2 separate regions of the Homo sapiens genome follow, and region 2 is linked to region 1. Evidence: chromatin contacts called from ENCODE Hi-C data. All regions are on one chromosome and are shown on one strand. The core of a region is the stretch at or near the end of the contact, and the rest is flanking DNA. Distances in the headings are between cores, read along the strand shown. Region 1 overlaps C10orf126 (chromosome 10 open reading frame 126). Region 2 holds the start of LINC00837 (long intergenic non-protein coding RNA 837).

The links. Hi-C counts contacts between places; a loop is a spot of excess contacts on that map. Pooled maps may share reads with other maps.
Region 2: a map of ascending aorta shows a loop between it and region 1 (2.9-fold over the local background). The contact joins the promoter of LINC00837 here to the enhancer-like site in region 1. A Hi-C loop is called at or near these places in 7 of 168 maps with a recorded cell type or tissue (Calu3, K562, aorta and 3 more) and 11 of 50 pooled maps.

The regions. Positions count from the first base shown.
Region 1 is chr10:28,877,390-28,884,746 of GRCh38, forward strand. It overlaps C10orf126 (chromosome 10 open reading frame 126), which reads left to right. Exons shown (of 5, transcript NR_164114.1): 5 at 2,749-4,509. Among named protein-coding and RNA genes, the nearest start is that of C10orf126, 35 kb to the left of the region's middle. RefSeq lists an enhancer at 2,621-2,841. Within about 2 kb of position 2,587, at least 7 of the 41 ENCODE cell types and tissues checked have a DNase peak (open chromatin) inside an H3K27ac peak, as active enhancers do; they include ascending aorta and heart left ventricle, where a contact is called at or near this core.
Region 2 is chr10:28,791,817-28,799,173 of GRCh38, forward strand. It overlaps LINC00837 (long intergenic non-protein coding RNA 837), which reads right to left and starts at 4,234. Exons shown (of 2, transcript NR_038376.1): 1 at 4,078-4,234; 2 at 1-1,128. The region is part of intron 2 of LINC01517 (long intergenic non-protein coding RNA 1517); the gene reads left to right.

The sequences.
Region 1 (7,357 bases), core at 1,337-3,836:
CTGGGCACAGTGGCTCACGCCTGTAATCCCAGCACTTTGGGAGGCCGAGGCAGGTAGATTACCTGAGGTCAGGAGTTTGAGACCAGCCTGGCCAACATGGTGAAACCCCATCTCTACTAAAAATGCCAAATTAGCTGGCGTGGTCGCGCATACCTGTAATCCCAGCTACTCGGGAGGCTGAGGCAGGAGAATTGCTGGAACCCAGGAGGTGGAGGTTGCAGTGAGCCAAGATCGTGCCATTGCATGCCAGCCTGGGCAACAAGAGCAAAACTCCATCTCAAAAAAAAAAAAAAAAAAAAAGAAGAAGTAATGGTTTATTGGACTTGATTTTGGTACCTCCTTGAAAGATTTTGAAGAGCAATTTTGAGCATGTGAATTTTTGCAATGAGAGATTATTTTACTCCTTCCTAAGATAGGATTCCCCTATAGTCTCAGAACAAAGGATAGTTCTTTGAATAGTATATTTCAGCCTTAGGGAATCACATTTTAGTACTTCATTTTATAGTGGGTGGATGAAAATTTCATTATGGGTGTTCATCAATTCTCATAATTTAAAATCGTAAATTAAAAATCACTAACTTAAAAGGGTTTAATGTCTCCATTGTGGAAGGCATTTGGGATCTTGGCATTTGAGTTAGTTTCCTGACCCAAAGGCTCAGACAGTGGAAGTATCATTTCCCTAGTCTCCAGCATTCTTTAAAAACAGAATTACAAGAGATAATATATGCAGTGCCTGGCACACAGCAGTGGGGAGAGCAAATGTAAACTCTTTCCTCTTTCCTCACAATCCTTCTCCTCCTTGATTCCACTTCTAAATGTCACAGCTGAGTACTGGTAGCTGTGAATAGATCAAGAGATGTCAGACAGTGGAGACAGGTGAATCTTGAGTTAAGGCGGAGATGAGGGTGAGGTGTTGGTGGAGAACATAGGTAGGTTCAGGGTCTAGAAGGTGAGTTGGTCTGGTGTCCTGAAATATAAACCTTGTTGACAAACACAGGCAAGAGAAGGTCCAAGTGATGAGAGTTGATGTTAAGGACCAGTGGATATTGGGAAACAGTTGAGCAATGGCTATTAGTTGAGCACAATCATTCCATTCAATTCAACAAACATTTATGGAGTCCTTTCTATGTGCAACTAAATGCTCTAAGATTTCTGAGTTAGGAACAGCCTAGCATGTGGCAAGTATAATTGATGGCTGATTGCCGACCTTGGGCAAAGACAATCAATCTCTGCTCTGGCTTGAGTAATCTGGTTTGGGTAGATAAGGATCACAGTGAGCACTGTGTTGGGGGAGGGTGTAGAGTGGGGGGTGACACATTTCTGCATGTGCTGATGGTTGCAACCAAAGACAGGGCTTCTGAGAGACCTACGTTGTAAATGTTCCATCTTGTTGGGCTGTTCCCATTTGTATCTGTCTCCCTCTGGTGCTAGATTTTTTTGGTTTTATGTGTTTCTAAAACAGAATCCGGTCAATTCCCTCTGAGGTCTTCAACTGGAGTTTGAGTTGGGAGGGCCATGCTGTGTAGGGTTTGGAGCCACGTGGGGCCTGCCAGCCCTATTAAGTTGCATTCTTTTGAAGTGTGTATCTCCCCTTGCACCAGCCCTGTTCCCCACCTGTGAAGCAGCTTTTGACTTCCATATATTATGGAATATTATGCACATAAGAGAAAAGAGCTTCATTTTATTTTCTGTTTTTTTCCATACTTCATCAACAATTAACCATGTTAGAAAAAGTAGAGCTGAAATAATCCCATCAGGAATTGGCACTGGGTTTCTGGAAAACTTAGTCCTAACCACCTCTTTTATTTAGTGTGTTTGTCTAGGAATTGAGAAAAGCTTGAGTGTTGGTTTATCTTATGTTTCCAACTAAGAGTAATTTCATAAATACTAGAAACCTTGCAGGGAAAAAACCTATTTTCATAAAATGATTAATGCACTAGGCAAGGGAAATTTGAATGAGGCACTAGGCAAGAGAAATTTGAATGAGTGGAAACTAGAATTGGGCTCCTTGATCTTTTTCTGCATGCAGCACTTTTTTTTATTTGGAAGCAATCCCCAAAGTTTGGAAATCTGTTTAGGTTATGAAACCCAGTATTCAGATGACTGTCACATCTTCATTAAACAAAACAAAACACAATTTTGTGCCTTCTGAACTGAAGAGTTCCCTCTATGTTGTAGGGGATGTGATGGGCTCTCCAGCCTATGAATATAGGATCTAACTGCACACACCCCTTTATGCTGAGAGGCCTCCCAGTTATAAGGCTGATGTTGTTTTTTATGACAAGAAACTATTTGCAAAATTTGATTTAGGAACCAATTAGCTAAATTTAAGATTATGAAAATGAACCAGAAAGAGAAGCCTCTGATAAACAACTTCGGCTATTGGGAGGCGGACCCCTCACATCCCATGGGGCCTCCAATCAGAGGCCTCGAGAGAATCGCTAGGAAGCCTGAAAGTGGGTGAGGCCTGGGCCACTGGAGACTGCTCCTGGCCCCTGGCCTTCTTCCACTTTGGAAGAGACCATCCTGTCCTGGAAACGTGCTCCGTGGTGACACCACGGCGCAGGGTTGGCCTTCTGGAGTCCATGTCTCTGGAAGCCGCATCCACATCCCGCTTCCTGGTCCACACTGAGTGAGGCTGGGAGAGGGTTTCCAGGGGCACTTCCGTTTCAGCTTGTTTCTATTTTAATGCCTGGAGACAATTAAAGACCAATGTCTGGTGCCAGTATTTTTTTTTTTTTCCCACAGTTCACGCTATTCTTAGAAACAGTTGAGCCAGTGGCGGTGGAGTCTGAAGGCTCTGGAATCTTTTCCTTCGTGTGGCAGCAACTTATTTTTCCTGCGGAGGCTCGGTGGTGCTTTTCTTGGGCTCAGGATTGCGGCTTGGATGGCTCATTCCCTGGGAGTGCACACACTGAGCCCTTTGGAAAGGCAGCAGCAGGACAAGGATCAGTGGCAGGCAAAGAGGCAAAAAAAGCAGGACCCGGGTTCCATAGGCAACTGCTTTATTTACAGTTCCAAAAACGGTGCTTGTTCAACTATCCTGAACTTTTGTAGAAGTTCAAACTTGGAAATTGTAGTGATGAAATGAGAGCTGTGTTTTAAAAATTACTTTTAACTGTCTATGAAGCAAGTCTACATTTTGGCAAAATGGGCTGCTTTTAATCTGGTCATGTGGGATTTAAAAAAAGATTTAATTCAGCTGGATTTTGCAAAGCCCTTGCATTGTATGACATGAGGTTATTTAAGGTATAGTTTTGTCTTCAAAGAGAAGAAATAAGACACACGCATGGATTTTTAGAGTAAAAATAACGAGAGAATGTTATTACCCAAGAGCATATATTAGCTCACTTGCAGTGATGTTGAACTGGGAACATTCCAGAAGGATTCCACGTGAAGCAGTGTTTGCATTTGTATGTTTGAAATGCTCCATAACAAAATTGAAAAACTGTAAGAGCAAAATAAATAATAATACGGATTATGAAGTAATTAAAATGAAGCAGAGAAAAAACCTGTAGGATGCAGCCTAAATAAATGATACTTTAAATCAAGCTTATCCAACCCGTGTCTTGTAGGCCACAATGTGGCCTAGGACATATTTGAATGCGGCCCAACACAAATTCGTAAACTTTCTTAAAATATTGTGAGACTTTTTTTTTTTTTTTAGTTCATCAGCTATCATTAGTGTTAGTGTATTTTACGTGTGGCCCAAGACAATTCTTCTTCTTCTGATGTGGCCCAGGGAAGCCAAAAGACTGGCCACCTCTGGTTCAAATAAACATTTACAGCCTCAGTCACATATATTAGAAAATGAAAAAGACTGAAAAATTTGCCAGCTACTTGCTTGACACAGTACAACAGAAAAACAACAGCAAAGCAAGCAGAAAGAAGGCAGAAGAAGGAAGGAAACCATAAAGATAAGGAGAGCAATTAATGAGCTAGAAAACAAAGTAATAATGCAGAAATCAACCCAACTAAAAGCCGGTTCCTTGAAAAGAGTGATAAAGCCATCTCTGGCAAGAATGACCAAGGACGAGAGAAGAAAAAGCATGAAAAAGAAACAGAGCATAACTACTGATGGAGATTTTAAAGCCTGTAAGAGAATACTATGGACAAGTTCCTGACAATACATTTGGAAACAGAGAAATCAGACAATCTCCTAGAAAAATATTAATTACAAAAACTGATGAAAGAAAAAGCTGGAATATACCTATAATCAACAAAAGAAGTGAATCAAGTTAATAATCTACAGCCTTCCTTCCCCGGATGCCTCCCTCTCCAAAAAACAGGCCAGACACAGCCAAGTTTACAAAATCTTCAAAGAACAGATAAGCACTACTTTGTATAAACTTTTTCAAAGAATAGAAAAAGGACAACTTCCCACATCATTTTGTATGCATAACCTTGATAATAAAACTGAACAAATAAAATAGAGTGTAGCAAAATTATAGGTCATTGTTAATTATGAAATGAGTGTAATGATCTTAAATAAAATATTAGTAAACCAAATCTATCAAAATATTTAAATAATACATTTTTGACCAGTTAGTGTTTATCCTAATGTGGCAGGATGGTTTACATTAGGAAATCTTTTTAATGTAATTCACCACATCTGTACGTTTAAAGATGTTCAAATGTTACTATATATTGCTTACAGTTTTATGTCTGTAAAATATAAAAATATAGTCAATTACTGTCTATCTCTGGTGATGGAGAGTAAACAATGAAATGGGGATGCTTTAGCTGGCACTAAAATATTTTCTTTCTCAAAAAATAAAAAGGTAACTAAAGGAAAGATAGTGTTAAGGATAATACTTCTTAGATCTAGTGGATGAACCCCTTGGTCATTGTCATTGTTTTCATTTCTTCTGAATTGCTGAGATATTACACAACTAAACATATTTGAGAAAAAAAGAGAAAAGGGCAAAATCTGGAACTTAGATTATATCTAGCACTGTTCTATTGATATATTTCATTTATATTAATTTATGCACTAAATGAATGTTTCTACTAAAAATACAAAAATTAGCTGGGCATGGTGGCACATGCCTGTAATCCCAGCTACTTGGGAGGCTGAGGCAGGAGAATTGCCTGAACCTGGGAGGCAGAGATTGCAGTGAGCTAAGATCATGCCTCTGCTATAATAGATTATCTGATATAATAGATTATCTCTTCCATTTAAAGTTTTTTCTTAATTAATCTCCAGCCCTACCGTTATTGATGTGTCTCCATCCAGTGTTTGCCAAAACTAAAATTGATTCACTGGCACCTTTCTGTCTGTCCCTTCCAACTCTCTCCTCACCCGCAAGCCAAGAATGTTGCCAGCCAAAGTTCTGCAATTGACAGGTTTGTTGGTAATGGTGGGTCTGGGGTATTTTTCTGCTCCCGCCCGCTAGTGTGGACTCAGACCCTGGGTCCACCTTCACACTGACTTTCTTAGGACTTAGGAGGGAGAAATACCCTCAACCTTGGGGCTAATGATGTGACCCTTGCTCAGCGACTCTAAAACCGCAAATACTCTTCTAGCCAAGGTCAGAGGTCAGCTACCCATGGGGGACAGGAGGGCAGCAGAATGGACACCATAATTGGATAAATCTGTTAAATTTTCATATTCCCCATTTATTTGCTGTTCATTTAGGCAACATCTGCTCTCTGTTTCTCAGCCTATTCACAATTGTGAATTTACAATTCACAGCCTATTACCACTATCATCCCCAAGTCTCTCCGCGTTTAATAGTTCAACACACACTTACTCAGGGTACCGAGGTCCAGATATGAGGGCTGGCACTGAAAATTTCATGGAGAGTAAGACCTATGCCTAGCCCTGGCGAAGATTTCTCTTTTATGGGTGAGAAAGACGCACACTGGAGGTAGAAACCATCTGAGCTACTTTGTTCTTTAGACGTTTCTGGTTTATGTTCTTTTTACATCTTAGTTCAATTCCAGCTTTCTTGTGAAGATTTCCCAGATTTGTCTCCTCTGGGTTCAAATATACATATCCATGTTGTTACCAGGCATTAGATCTGGCACTTAGCCCCTCCCTGCATTGTCTGGGGAAAGACCACAGACATAGACAAAATAACCTGGGTCTGGTCCCTGATCCATCTTCTTAGCCGTGTGATTTTCCTTCAACTCTCAAATCCTCTGTCCTTTCCTTTGTCAAAGGAGGGTAATCCCCATGCCTCACAGAGCTGTCATGAGTATTCCATGAGATAATGTATAAGGCGACCAGCCTGGGGTCTGTCTTACCCATAGTCACTCATTAATTATTGGTTTCTGCCTTATTTTTTTCATATCTTTATTTCTTCTTCATCTATCAAAGAGTTAGTCTATCAACTCTAATTTCTCAACTGCCTCTAAGATGCTTAGATTCTGATATATTGTTCTTTGATTATTAGAAAACTAGTTATCGCCTATGTATATTTTATTTTCTGAGCATGATTGTAAGTTTCTTGAGAGTTCTTATAATTTTGGCATCCTCGCTGTGCTCCAGGCAGTGAGGTCTCTCTGTGTATATCACTCATCTATGTGTCATCTCTATGTCTGTTTGTCCTGTTTTCCATTACTAACGCAGACTCCTTGAGAGTATAAATTATAAAACTTCCTGGCCATATTTCTTCAGTGTTTGCTACATTGTTGTACAAAGGGGAGTTTGAGAAACATTCAGAGTGGTCGGGAATGACAAGCCGTCTTCCACCATAGGCCCAGCTTTCTTTAAACACTATTTCTAGAATTACTTATATTCAGAATAATTAATCTTCCATTGAAGCACTCAGTTAGAGTGCAATGTTCCTCAGATATCCTGTTCTGATAATAGCATGATTCCAAGTTGTCGTCATTTTATTCGTTTGATTGATCCTTGGAGCGTGTACCCATGAACTGTTTATGGCAAGTAATTGAATTTCAAATCTTATCTCTCTATTATAATCTGATATGCATTCCTACTGTGCTTTGGTTCCAAATATAATAAAAATCACATTTCTGAAATCCAAATTTTACCTCCAGGGATCTTTCTGCTCTTGTTAATGAACAGTTTATGTACACTGAACTCTCTGAAAGAGTTTAGTCAAACAGTCCTCAACCCTTCCACTCTTTGAAAACTCATTATTAATACATACTAATACCTAAACAAACAGCAAGTCCTTTGTCATGAGAAACACTCCCCCAGGCCGAAGGAGTTTAATATTTAGAAAATGACACTCACTCTGTCATTCTTCAGAGAACTTACTTCTATCAGTAAACATATATTCAGTTATTATTTTCCCAGAGAGCAAATATGACTAAGGTATTACAGCATTTCCTTGTTGGTGCTCAAACAGTCAAAGTACTGCCTCTTTAAGTGGGATCTTATCCCCCA
Region 2 (7,357 bases), core at 2,984-5,483, 84 kb before region 1:
ATCTTCCAGTGCACACCACGGACGATGTGAATGACAGCATGGACCATCAGCAACCCACAGAGCTGCCCGACCAAGAAGTTGTAAATCAGACGCCACACACACACAAAAAAGACAAGATGGCCTCAAGTCCCCAATATTCGAACTGGAGTAGGCGAGTGGCTTCCCTGGTGGCTCACGCTCTGCTGAGCACCCTTCATCTGCACCAGGAAAGACGACATGGAAAATGAGGACTTGGCAGTGGAGGGGAACAGGGAAGCAGAACAGGGTGGTCCCCCAGCATCGTGGCCGCAAGTCCCTCTGAAAGCATGGATGACAATGGTAATTTAGGTGCTTCCTTCGAATGTCCCGAGGGAAAGACTGGTAAAGCAGACATACGATTGTGAGAAGAAACCCAAAGGAGTACAGAACTCACAGCACAAGCCCAAGGTCTGCTCAGCGAGCAGGTCTCTCTGCAGGGTTCAAGGGCACAGCTGGAGAGGGACATCCCGAAGCTGCAGCCAGTGGTTTCCGATCTGCCTGAACTGCCCTGAAAACACATGAAGCAGCCTCAGGGGGAGTCCATGGAGAAGGATGTCTACTGCTTGCACCTCAGAGACTTCGTAAAGTGCAGGAAAATGGGAACTGCTCGTCATACCAGCAAGCTTTAAGAAAAGATGTGTCCCCAGACTTGGCCCAGGAATTGAAGGATGACACAGTTTTCAGAGGGAGATCCTCTTCTATGAGAAAACAGCCCAGGACGGCTGGATGACAGCCACGTCCACTGAGATAGCAAGACCTCTGGAAAGAAGATGACCATAATAGGCAGAAGCCAGCTGATTGCGAGGCCAAGTTCCACCCTTTCCTGAGCGGCCCTTTGGCTCCTGGGGATCCACCTGCAGCCCACAGGGGCCTGGAAGTGCCGGGGGACCATGGTCCTGAACACCCAGAGACTTGGCAGAACATCAGCTGATGCTGCTCCCTTTAAAACACTTTTGACTGCTCTCTGGTTTGGCTACTGTTCGTTAGTTGATGCTGAAACTGTTCTTACTGAAGTTTGATTGATAGCCTTAGACGGTAAGGTACAAATAAAGATGGTGTAATATAAAAAAAAATTTTTTTAAGTGAAAGGAACCTTGTGGTGCAGGAAACCTGAAAAACAAAACAAACAAAAAAACTGAATCTTTAGCGGGTTCACCAAGAAGTGAAAATCACATACAAACCTATCGCCCAGAGGCAACCATGATTGCCTTTTGTTTTTTACCAATTTAAAAATTTCTATTCTTATTAGATGTATACAGTTTTATATTGATGTGATTCTACCATATGGGTTGCTTAATAGCCTGCTTTTGGTCACTTTAATTAATGTTAATTTGTTATTATTAATGCTGTGAATATCTTTGCATTCAATGAGTATGTTATTTTCAGAGGCTGTACAGTATTCCATCTAGTTCAAAAAGTCCTATAATTTATTTAACCGATCCCCAATTTATGGACATTTGTTTCCAGTGAAATATAAACAACACTCCATTAAAAGTGTAGAGCACTTTTTAGTATATTCATTTGGTTATTTCTGTAGAATTTATTCCTAGAAGTGAAATTGCTGAATTACAGAGCATACATATCTAAATACGTATATATGTTTTATATCGATTACAAATATATGTATTACTATTTTAATGTAAATGATTTTATATGTATTTAAAATGCCAATGTGAATGTATTACTATTTTAATGCAAATGATTTTATATGTATTTAAAATGCCAATGTGATTGTTAGTTTTATGGGTCAACTTAACTGGGTTAAAGGATACCCAGACAGCTGGTAAAAGATTATTTCTGGGTGTGTCCGCAGGGCGTTTCAGGAAGAGATTAGCATTTGAATCAGGAGACTGAGTGAGGAAGATTTGCCTTCCCCAGTGTAGATGGCCATCATCCAACCACTTTAGGGCCCTGATACAACAAAAAGGCCGAGGAAGGGCAAATTTGCTCTCTCTTCTGCAGCTGGAACATCCATCTTTTTCCCCCATCTTCAGACATCAGAACTCTAGATTTTCTGGCCTTCAGACTCCAGACTTGCTCCAGCACCCTCTGAGCCCCATTCTCCTCTCATTCCCAGGCCTTCTGCTTCAAATTGAGGCTGACAACATTGACTCTCCTGGTTCTCAGACCTCTGGATATGAGACCTCTGGCGCAACTCACCCCTGGCTTGCACCAAACATTCTTAAAATGTTTATTGGGGTCAGGTGCAATGGCTCGCACCTGCAATCCCAGCGCTTTGGGAGGCCAAGGCAGGAGGACTGCTTGAGGCCAGGAGTTCAAGACCAGCCTGTACAACAAGGTGAGACCCCATCTCTACAAAAAAAAAAATATGTATATATATATTCAATATATATATTCATTTATTTTTGAAACAGAGTCTTGCTCTGTCACCCAGGCTGGAGTGCAATGGCACGATCTTGGCTCACTGCAACCTCCACCTCCCGGGTTGAAACAATTCTCCTGCCTCGGCCTCCCAAGCAGATGGATTACAGGTGCCCACCACTATGCCCGGTTAATTTTTGTATTTTTAGTAGAGACAGGGTTTCACCATGTTGGCCAGGCTGGTCTCGAACTCCTGACCTCAGGTGATCTGCTCGCTTCAGCCTCCCAGAGTGCTGGGATTACAGATGTGAGCCATCATGCCCGGCCTGCAAAATATTTAAAAAATTAGTCTGGCGTGGTGGCATGCACCTGTAGTCCTACCTACCTGGGAGGCTGAGGCCAGAAGATCGCTTGAGCCTGGGAGGTCAAGTTTGCCCTGAGTTATGATCTTGCTGCTGCACTCCAGCCTGGGCAACAGAGTGAGACTCTGTCTCAAAAAAAAAAAAAAAAAAAGAAACAGTTTTTTGGCTGTTGGCAATTTTTATGTGAGTTGCTTGTACCTGTCCTATAGGAATTTGATATTTACTCTCTCTCAGAAAGAAAACCCTGCAAGACAGTCCTCTAAGTCTGTTGCTTCTCCTGCATTTTCCTATTAGCAGCACTATCTGTGTAGTTGCCCAGGATAAAGACCTCAGTTTTGGTTTTCACTGCTCTCAACTTCTACTTCCACTCCAAAACTCAGCCTGGTTCATTTCATTTCTGAGATGTTTCTCAAGTAGGTTCTCTTTTCCATGTCCTCAACCCCTGCTCTAGTTCAGGCCCTTCTCTTGTTTTAATTAAGAGGTTCATGGGGATGAAGACCCGAGGCCAGAGTTTGAGTCTCCCCAAGTCCCATAAAGGTACTTATTATTTCCCTTGCTGGACTCTTATTCATCTTTGAATCTGTAGTGCCTGATGCATGATCAAGTACACATAATAGGTCCTTGATAAACAAAGGATGAAATTGTTTTTCTCATCTCCTCTCTCTCTTCAATGAATCCTCTATGTTGTTATAATTATCTAACACACAAATATGATTATGTGATTTTCCTTTTAAGAACTGCTGTGGCTGGGCTTGATGGCTCACATCTGTAATTCCAGTACTTTGGGAGGCCAGGGCGGGAGGATTGCTTGAGCCCAGGAGTTCAAGACCAGCCTGGGCAACAGCACGAGACCCTGACTCCAGCTTAAAAAAAAAAAAAAAAAAAAGAAGAATTGTTGCTAGTGTCTCACTGCCTACAGCAGGGTTTCTCAATTTCAGTACTACTATTTGGCCCAGGTAATTCCTTGGTGGGGGAGGCCGTCCTGTGCATTACAGGATGTTCAGCAGCATCCTTTGCTTCAACCCATGGATGTCAGTAGCACTTCCCTCCCTCCTCCCCTTGGTGAAGACAACCAAATATGTCTCTAGACTTTGACAAATGTTCCCTGGAAGGCAAAATTGCCGCTGGTTGAGAACCACTGACCTACGAGAAAAAGTCAAAACTTAGTTATCATGTCATTCACGACCTGGTCCTAGGCCACCTTTCCCGTCTCATTTCTTGCCTCTCCTGTACCTTCGTGAACGTGCCATGTACCTTAGCGCTGTGTCTTTTCATGTCCTGTGCTCTCGGCACTTCCTTGATTAGGTGGACCAACTGCTACAACCCATAGACAAACGGGTGTTGGCTCAGACACAACTGGTTTGTTTTTGCTCACCTAACAGCGCTCTTTGGTTGAACGCGCTAATGAAACGGACCCCTTCCTACTCTTTCAGCAGTTAAGCGGGCCCGAGACTCTACCAACTTCAAAAACTGTTTCCAAGATGGCCCTGGGGATCATCTCCATTTTACCTAATGAAAGGAGAAAGGACATTGAGAAGAGCATGAAGAAGAATGTTATGGCCAGGATTGAAAAAGCTACACATCCCTTGCCGTCTCATTCTAATTGGTTAGAACTCAGTCATATGACCACACTTAACGGCAAAAACGGATGGAAAACGGTTTAACTGCGTGCTTAGAAGGAGAGCAGAGGTTTTCCTAATCAGCTAGCACTCTCTTCCACAACCTACTTATTAGTTCAGCAAAATTATGGTTATTCTTTCAAGCCCAGCTTACATGTCACTCCTAGGATTATAAATTCGAATGTCCCCATGATATACTATTTTACGTTCTTTGCTTTTTCTAGTGCATATTACGGTATGATTAGTTATGGCATAAAAATCATTTTTTCCTCATCAATTTCTGGGACAGTTCCTGGTAGGTGGTGGGTATATATTTGTGAGAAAAAACAATGAGTAGTATTTAATTATATATTTAATATCATCTCATGAAAATGCCTCAAGGACACACTGAATTTTATTGTCGTTGTTGTTGCTCTTCTAGACTCTGGTCTACGCACCTGCACTAATACAAAAGTGAGCCAGAATTATTTGCAATTTCTGGCAGGACTCTAGCATCATCTGAGGCCTAGGAGAAAAAGGATGAAGTTCCTTTTAGAGACCTGCTTTCCCAGTCTCCCCAAGCCTCAGGCATCTGCCCTACAGGCTATCCACAGATTTGTTTTCCACCGGCTTTCCACACCCTCCACTTCCCCTCCCAGCACAGTTCCCTGTGGGCTCAGTGACTTAATCCTCCCACAGAAGATCTGCATTTAAAAGGGAGTGGGCTGGGCGCGGTGGCTCATGCCTGTAATCCCAACACTTTGGGAGGCTGAGGTGGGTGGATACTGAGGTCAGGAGTTCGAGACCAGCCTGGCCAATACGGCGAAACCCCATTTCTACTAAACATACAAAAATTAGCCGGGCGTGGTGACGGGTACTTATAGTCCCAGCTACTCGGGAGGCTGAGGCAGAAGAATCGCTTGAACCCGGGAGGCGGAGGTTGCATCGAGCCAAGATCGCGCCACTGCGCTCCAGCCTGGGTGACAGAGTGCGACTCCGTATCAAAAAAAAAAAAAAAAAAAAAAAAAAAAAAAGGTAGATGAGTGAGGAATCACTGGCTAGTTAGTTATATTGGGAAAGACCTAGGGGTCCTGATTTTAAAAAGGGCTAAAATGTTGCAGTTGTTTTTTCAAAAATCTACATTTGCAGGGTCTGATGTGGTGACTCATGCGTATAATCTGAACACTTTGTGGGGCTGACGTGGGCGGATGGCTTGAGTCCAGTGGGCGGATGGCTTGAGTCCAGGAGATGAAGTTTGCAGTGAGCTGTGATGGTGTCACTGCACTCCAGCCTGGGTGACAGAGTGAGACCTTGTCTCAAAATAAAAATAAATAAATAAATAAATAAATAAATAAAACCCTACATTTGCACTTTAGCATTTCCCTAGGAAACAAAAGTAATAATTAGATAGAAAAAAAGTCTGCCATGTAAAAATTCTGTAAAATTTGTAAAAAAAAAAATGGGGCTGGGTGCCATGGATTATAGCTGTAATCCCAGCACTTTTGGAGGCTGAGATCGGAGGATCAGTTGAAGCCAGGAGTTCAAGACCTGCCTGAGCAATATAGTGTGACCTTCATCACTACAATAAAAAGAAAAAAAAAAAAAAATCAGTCAGGCATGGTGGGATATGTCTGTAGTCCCAGCTACTCAGGAGGTTGAGTTGAGAGGATCACTTGCCCCCAAGAGTTAGAGACTGCAGTGAGCTATGATTCAGCCACTGCACTCCAGCCTAGGGGACAGAGTGAGACCCTGTCTCTGGAAAAAAAAAAAAAAAAAGGCAGAGGGGAGAGGGGAATTTTGTACCTTAGAAATGAATAATCTTTGGAACTCTGGCTATATCTATCACTGCCAAGGTAAACAGGGATAAGGCCAGGATGTGACTTTGATGCCTGGTGTTCTTATTAACCAAAATGGAGTAAGAATGAAAGTACTTTTGCAGCAAATGTTCAGGGGATTTGAGCACCCATTTAAGGCTGTAACCAAGCCAGAATTTCCTTTTTGAGGCTGGGCAGAATCTGGTCCAAAAACCATGAACAACAGGAATGTTTCTGGTAATTTTTCTCAAATCCACCAGAGGGTTCCCACTGAATTTTCTGACAAACTTAGCCTATACACTGCATCTACAAGACAAGGGAGCATTTATGTAAAGTGTTTCCCCCCGACCTTAGTTACTTTGACAATTCCAACCCTCACTTTCTCCTCTGCTCAGATTGACATCTGAGAAGCAAGACCACAACCGCATACCATTTTATAGATCAGCCTGATTAAAACCAGTTCTCCCTATAGGTCACATCATGTACAAGACACACGGTTTTTGTCAAGAGACCAGCTACCAGCAGAGAAGGTTTTGATGCTATTGCTAGTAAGAAATTAGTAACTAGATCCCTGGTCTCCTTTACGCCAACTTTATAATTATACTGTTTGAGTGGTAAACCAGATCTTTGCGCCAAGGGTAATTTAGAAATTCTAGATCTGTATTCTCTCCCCCCTCCTCCTTTAATGTTCATCCTTGCTGCCTCTCCATCTTCTTCCTTCAAACATATAATTTTCCTCCACTCCCTCCTCACCCTGGCTCCTTGTTTCTGTGACCCTCTGTCACAAAAGGACAAATGCTTCTTGTTCTCCCTCATCCTGGGACATCATGGGTAACAATCAAGTAAGTGTATGCAAAAATCTAATTCAGGAGTGTGTCCTGGCTCTGCAAGGGCATCACCCATGTGGGCTCACCGCTTGCCTCTGGGACTGAAGGTTAACATATGGCCTTATAGTGAGCTTGGGCTGCCCATGTGTCTGCATCCAGGATTTAGCCTCTCTTTTCTAAGACTAGCTCCACACGGGAGACTACTTTCTAGAACTCTTGAACTCTTCTTGATTCTGTAAACTTTTCGTACTCAGAGCTCTTTTGATATAGAAACATTTGTTGGCCCAGGTGCAGTGGCTCATGCCTGTAATCATAGGGAGGTGGGAGGGTCACTTGAGTCCAGCCTGGGCAATATAGCAAGACCCCATCTCTACAAAAACATTTAAAAATTAGCGGGTGTGGTGGTATGCATCTGT